2 separate regions of the Homo sapiens genome follow, and region 2 is linked to region 1. Evidence: read pairs that join two places in POLR2A ChIA-PET (ENCODE). Cell type or tissue: GM12878. All regions are shown on one strand. Links, peaks and the distances in the headings refer to the core of each region. The heading gives the core; the rest is flanking DNA. Region 1 overlaps RAPGEF1 (Rap guanine nucleotide exchange factor 1). Region 2 overlaps PRRT1B (proline rich transmembrane protein 1B).

Region 1 (2,912 bases), core at 196-2,695:
CAGCCTCTTGAATAGCTGGGACCATAGGCACATACCACCATTGCTAATTTTTTTCTTTTCTTTTTTCTTTTTAGAGACGGGGGTCTCACTATGTTGCCCAGGCTGGTGTTGAACTAGCCTCAAGTGACCCTCCTCCCTCAGCCTCCCAAAGCACTGGGATTGTAGGCATGAGCCAGTGCGCCCGGTCATATTTAGTCTTTTTAGGGAGCAGTTTGTGGGTGCTTGGGATCACCTTCCTAGGCTTGCCTCTTCGTCTGGAGCCTGGTGACATTGGTTGTGCAGCATTAAAGAGGAAGTGTGGGGCTGGGCTTGGTGGCTCACACCTGTAATCCCAGCACTTTGGGAGGACGAGCCAGGTGGATTACCTGAGTTCAGGAGTTCAAGACCAGCCAGACCAACATGGCAAAACCCCATCTCTACTAAAAATACAAAAATTAGCTGGACACGGTGGTGCATGCCTATAATCCCAGCTACTCAGTAGACTGAGGCAGGAGGATCGCTTGAACCCATGAGGTGGAGGTTGCAGTGAGCCGAGATTGCACCACTACACTCCAGCCTGGGCAACAAGAGCGAAACTCTGTCTCAAAAAAAAAAAAAGGAAGTGTGAGACAAGCTCAAGGGGCTGTGAGCTGCCCTTTCAGTAGCAGCAGCTGACCTCAGAGGGGAACCATTTCTTCCTGTGCATCTTTTACAACCAAGTTCTGCTCGGTGCTTGTTGGAGCTAGTAAGAAATTCTTACATATTCTTTTAAATAAAGAAGGTGACTTTGAACACTTTCCTTCAGTGACACTCCTGGAGAGAGAGCATTTCCTCTATACCTGGACCCCCAGTGTGGCTCAGGGAAGAAATAAACTCCCTACCTCTGTGACTGTCTTCCTCAGCTCAGTGTCTGGCCTTCCTTGATTTGTTGACTAGTTGGGGTTTGCAGAGAAGCCTCTGGCTTTGTGCTTATTTGAAGATACAAAATTTAGCACTGCAGAGCCACCACTTTTTCTTGGCATCTGAATCTCAGCTCCACCTGGCAGCTGCTCGTGGCACTTGCGACATGCCTCGAGGGGAAAGTGCCTGCTCAGGAGGTAGCTGAGACTTGCCATCCCTGCACCCGCCATGTGCCCTCGCTTGAGTCCCCAGTTCACATTAGGGTTCCCCATTGGTGTTGCGCGTCTGCCGGTCTGGACGTGTCTCCTCCGTTAGCGCATCAGACAGAGTGTGATTTCATTGCCCGAAAAGTCCTCCGTGCTCCGTCTGTTCGTCCCTCTCTGAGGTGCTTTCAGTGGAAAGCCCCCTAGCTGCTGTGGGAAGAATGGGGGGAGGGGTTCCCTGATGTGGCCTCCCCCGGCCTCGCTGCAGCTTTCTCCCTTGTTTCACAGTGCTGGCCTACATGCAGTTGCTGGAGGACTACTCGGAGCCGCAGCCCTCTATGTTCTACCAGACGCCACAGAACGAGCACATCTACCAGCAGAAGAACAAGCTCCTCATGGAGGTATACGGCTTCAGCGACTCCTTCAGTGGGGTGGACTCCGTGCAGGAGCTGGCCCCGCCGCCCGCCCTACCCCCCAAGCAGCGGCAGCTGGTGAGTGACACCTTCCCTTGTGACTAGAACTTCCGATCCTAGCAGGTCTCTAGGAACCAGAATGACCCTCCTTGGGGGCAGGGTTAACCCTCCTCCCTGCTGTGGCAGGGCCCTGGTTTTGGGCGTGGAAGGCACCATCTCCCACACAGATGCTTTTACTTCCTCCTTAGATGCTCACCAGCAGCCCAGCGCCCACTCCACCACCTCCCCACCCTGGGGTGCAGGGACCTTTCTTTTCCACAGCAGCCCCGCGCAGCAGGGACAGGCTTGTACTCAGGGTGTTTGCTCTCTCTGCTGACAGTCTCTTGTATTTTTTTCTTTCTTCTTTGGCTTCAACATAGACCTCCCAGAAAGGAGGGACTCAATCAAAGCACAGGACATGGTCTGTGCACAGCCATCTGTGGACTTGATTGGCATAATGGGCCTAACTGTGTAGAGTGACTTACAACCCAGCCTTGGCCGGGGAGGGCCCAAGGAAAACAAGTGCCATTGAAGTGGAGGATGGCTTTAAACAGAGCCACTCTGTTTCAGACATGGCACCTTCCTCTTCTAGAAAACACTCGTGTGCTAAGGACTCCTGTGCATGTAAGGAAGCACGGGCCAGCACAGAAGGCAAGCTGTTCCACCGTGGGCACCCCATGAGGCTCTGGAACTGCCCAGGCACTGGGAGGGTGAGCAGATCGGGGGTACCTGTGGCATCCCTCCAAACTTTCTCCCTTTGCTGCCAGTTAATGAACATGGAGGGCCCTAGTCAGGTTTGAAGATCTGAGCCTCTTGTCCAGCCATGCTCCCCAGGAAGAGGAAGCTCCCCAGCAGGGAGCTCCAGGCTTGTTCAGAGCTGCCTGGGCTGCTGCTCTCGTGTGCTGGCCAGTCTGGTGGCTTCTACCAGGAGGCGACTGGTGTGCACTGGGCCATCTTTTATCCATTGCGAGAGGACATGAGGGGCCATCTGATTCTTCTGGGAGGCAGCTGCAGACTGGAGGACAAATGTCCCTGGATTACTCCGTATAATCAATCACCTGGGGCTCAGCCCAGTCCCAGGAGTTCCTGAGCCTTCCTATACTCAGTGGGCTGTGGCTAACCAAGCAAGCTGTTTTGTTTCCACTCAAAAACCACACTCAGCCACTTCAGAGGTGGCCATGTCCAGTAGAGGAAAGGCCAAGCTTGGAGTTGGGAGTCCTGAATTCCAGTCCTGCCACTTGTTAGCCGTGTCGCACGTGCCATTTTCAGAGTCTCAGATCCTCACCTGCCCTGCCCGTCCCACAGACACAATTGAGAATGTGAATCTCAATTGCTCTGAAGATGTTTCAAAAAGGGTCCCACCATGGAAACATAAATG
Region 2 (2,912 bases), core at 216-2,715, 61 kb after region 1:
GCCGCTGGAACTCTCATTCATTGCTGGTGGGAGTTCAAAATGATGCAACCACTTTGGAATGTAGTTTGGCAGCATCTCGTTTACTTTTAGTGTTAATATACTCACAACCTATGCTCAGAAAAGCCCTTTTTCACCACTCTCTCAACCACCTCTGAATGATTCTAAGAAATATTTTTGTATCTCTTAAATCAGGACGCACTCTAATTTAATGACAGTTTTTTCTCAGTTGCACTCAACATTTCAGATTTGCAGGAGCTACCTCTCCTTCATGGCACTTTAGAATAGTTTGCAGCTACATTATCTGCTAAATGTCTGTATCCCATGTTGGACTGCTAGCTCCAGGAAAACAGACCTTTCCTTCTTCATGACTGTGAATCCAAAAACTAGAATTTCTGGGTCAAAAGCCGTACATGTTTTTTGTTATTTTTTAAATTCACAATACATCCTATTTTAAAATTCAGCAATGCATTGCACAAACCCTCCTCATCATATTCTGTACCCAAAGGCAGCCACTATCAGCAATTTGGAATAAATCCTTCAGACTCTATTCTTTGCATGCATATGTCCATAGTTATATGTCCATGCATACATGACAAGAACATTATATGTATATAAATAATAAATATGCAAATCAATAGTGATAAGCAGTTAAAAGTGCAAAAATTTTAAATTCCTCTCACATACATACTCTTTTTTTTTTTTTTTTTTTTTTTGAGACATGGTCTTGCTCTGTCACCCAGGCTGGAATGCAGTGGCATGATCACAGCTCACTGCAGCCTCAACATCAGGCTCAAGCAATCCTCACACTCTAGTCTCCCAAGTAGCTGGGACTACAGGCCCATGCCACAATACCTGGCCTTTTTTTTTTTTTTTTTTTCTGTAGAGATGATCTTGCCATGTTGCCCAGGCTAGTCTCAAACTCCTGGACTCAAGCACTCCTCCCACCTTGGCCTCCCAAAGTGCTAGGATTATAGGTGTGAGCCACCATGCCTGGCCCATACATACATTAGTAACAGATACCATCAGTCTCCTTTCCACAAAGATTATGGCAATACATATCCACTAGTAATAAATGTGAGAGTCAGCAGTCCCTCTGCAACGCTAGATGTGTTCACCTTTTCTAATTCTTTCACAATCCAGTGGGTAAAAATCATATCTCATGATTTAAATCTGCATGTTCCTGATATATAGGACTCAAATAAATCAATCTTTCCCTCTATGGTTTTCTAGATTTTAAGAGGCCTCCCGTTTCCATACTGCCCCAGCACCCTGAAGTTACACACATATTTTCCTAAGCTTTATTATGATTAGAGCTTCATTTTATACTTAGCTCTTTAATCCATCTTGAATTTATTTTTGCATACAATATTAGAATAATTATTTTTTCCAACCAGATAGCAACTCTGCTTATTAGGAACCTTCTTTTACTCAATTAAAATGCCATTTTTAGCAAGTGCTAACTTTCCACATATACTGGTAATGTTTTCTAGATTTTCAATAATTTTTCACTGATTTAACTCTGTGGCAATGCCATGCCATTTTGATTATTATAGCTTTATGGTCAGTTTTAATATCTGGTGAAGAAAGTCTCCTCTCATTCAACTTAAAAAAAGATTAGCAATCTTCGCATATTTTTCCTTCCAAATTAATTTTAAAATAATCTTTGTCATTTATTTAAAGCTTGGTTTTCTTGCCAGAATTGTATTAAATCTCTATCTAAAATATCTATAAAAAATAGATATTTGTATATTACATCTTCTACCAGGATATTTTGTTGTTTATTTTTGGTCTTTTGGTATTTTTTATCTTTTTTTTTTTTTTTTATGTATTTCGAGATGGAGTCTCACACAGTCAGCCAGGCTGGAGTGCAGTGGCACAATCTCAGCTTACTGCAACCTCTGCCTCCAAAGTTCAAGCGATTCTCCTGCCTCAGCCACCCGAGTAGCTGGGATTACAGGTGTGCACCACCGTGCTTGGTTAATTTTTGTATTCTCAGTAGAGATGTTTCGTCATGTTGGTTAGGCTGGTCTCGAACTCCTGACCGCAGGTGATCCGCCTGCCTCAGCCTCCCAAAGTGCTGGGATTACAGGTATGAGCCACTGCACCTGGCCTTTTGGTAGTTTTTTAAAATAATTTTCTTAATTTGGTCTCCAGATCTTTTGTTAAGTTATTCCTAAATTTTACTGTTGTTATCACTATCATAAGTTGAATTTTAAATTTTTTCCAAGTGTACCTGGTTATTACTATTGCTTTTGTATATTTATTTTGTATCCAACCACTTTACTGAGTTATCTTACTAGTTCCATGTTTTTAATTGACTCTTGGATAGTCTAGCTAGGTAATAATTTTTTGTCTCTTCTAGTTTTCATACTACAAATTTCACTTTTTTATTTTTTGCATTAGCTGGAACTTCACAACAATGTCAAATAATAGAGACACCAGGGGGCATCCATGTCATGATCCTGGTTTTAATGCCTTTTAGTAGTTTTGATAATTTCCCACTTTGCTATTGGTTTGAGTACCAGCTTCAGCATCACTGGGAAGCTTATTAGAAATGCAGAACCTCAGGCCCTGCTTACTGAACAAAAATCCACAGAGTCTCCAGGCTGCTCATGACTTACTTCCTCATGCCTGCCTCTCCAGCTTTCTGGAGGAGGGACTGGGCTGGGCTGGGCCATTCTCCTGTTTCAGCCCCTGGTGCCAGGGTTGTAAGCAGCACACCGAGGCTGCTCTGAAACCAACTGATTTAGCTTGAGCTATCAATATTGTGTGGCTCAGCTGGGGGTCCCCTTCCTCCTCTGTCTGCAATGGTTGTTTGTTTTTGAGGCAGAGTCTCACTCTGTCACCCAGGCTGGAGTGCAGTGGCACAATCAGCTCACTGCAACTTCTGCCTCCCGGATTCAAGCAATTCT

What was found. Peaks named below come from ENCODE experiments on the same cell type or tissue, not always from the same donor. Only the 100,000 strongest peaks of a DNase experiment are listed, where the experiment ranks them.
Region 2: POLR2A ChIA-PET joins it to region 1 with 9 read pairs; 4 of 35 experiments call an interaction of 5 or more read pairs at or near these places.

The regions. Positions count from the first base shown.
Region 1 is chr9:131,620,457-131,623,368 of GRCh38, reverse strand. RAPGEF1 (Rap guanine nucleotide exchange factor 1) reads left to right here. Exons shown (of 27, transcript NM_001377935.1): 11 at 1,371-1,573. Among named protein-coding and RNA genes, the nearest start is that of PRRT1B, 76 kb to the right of the region's middle. RefSeq lists an enhancer at 1,848-1,917. In GM12878, for the core only: a CTCF peak has its summit at 1,293; DNase peaks (open chromatin) are centred at 708, 1,308 and 1,668; H3K4me3 peaks cover 1,661 bases; H3K27ac peaks cover 2,500 bases.
Region 2 is chr9:131,559,352-131,562,263 of GRCh38, reverse strand. PRRT1B (proline rich transmembrane protein 1B) reads right to left here. Exons shown (of 4, transcript NM_001395643.1): 4 at 2,449-2,912. Among named protein-coding and RNA genes, the nearest start is that of PRRT1B, 15 kb to the right of the region's middle. In GM12878, for the core only: no CTCF peak of the experiment used is centred there; no DNase peak of the experiment used is centred there.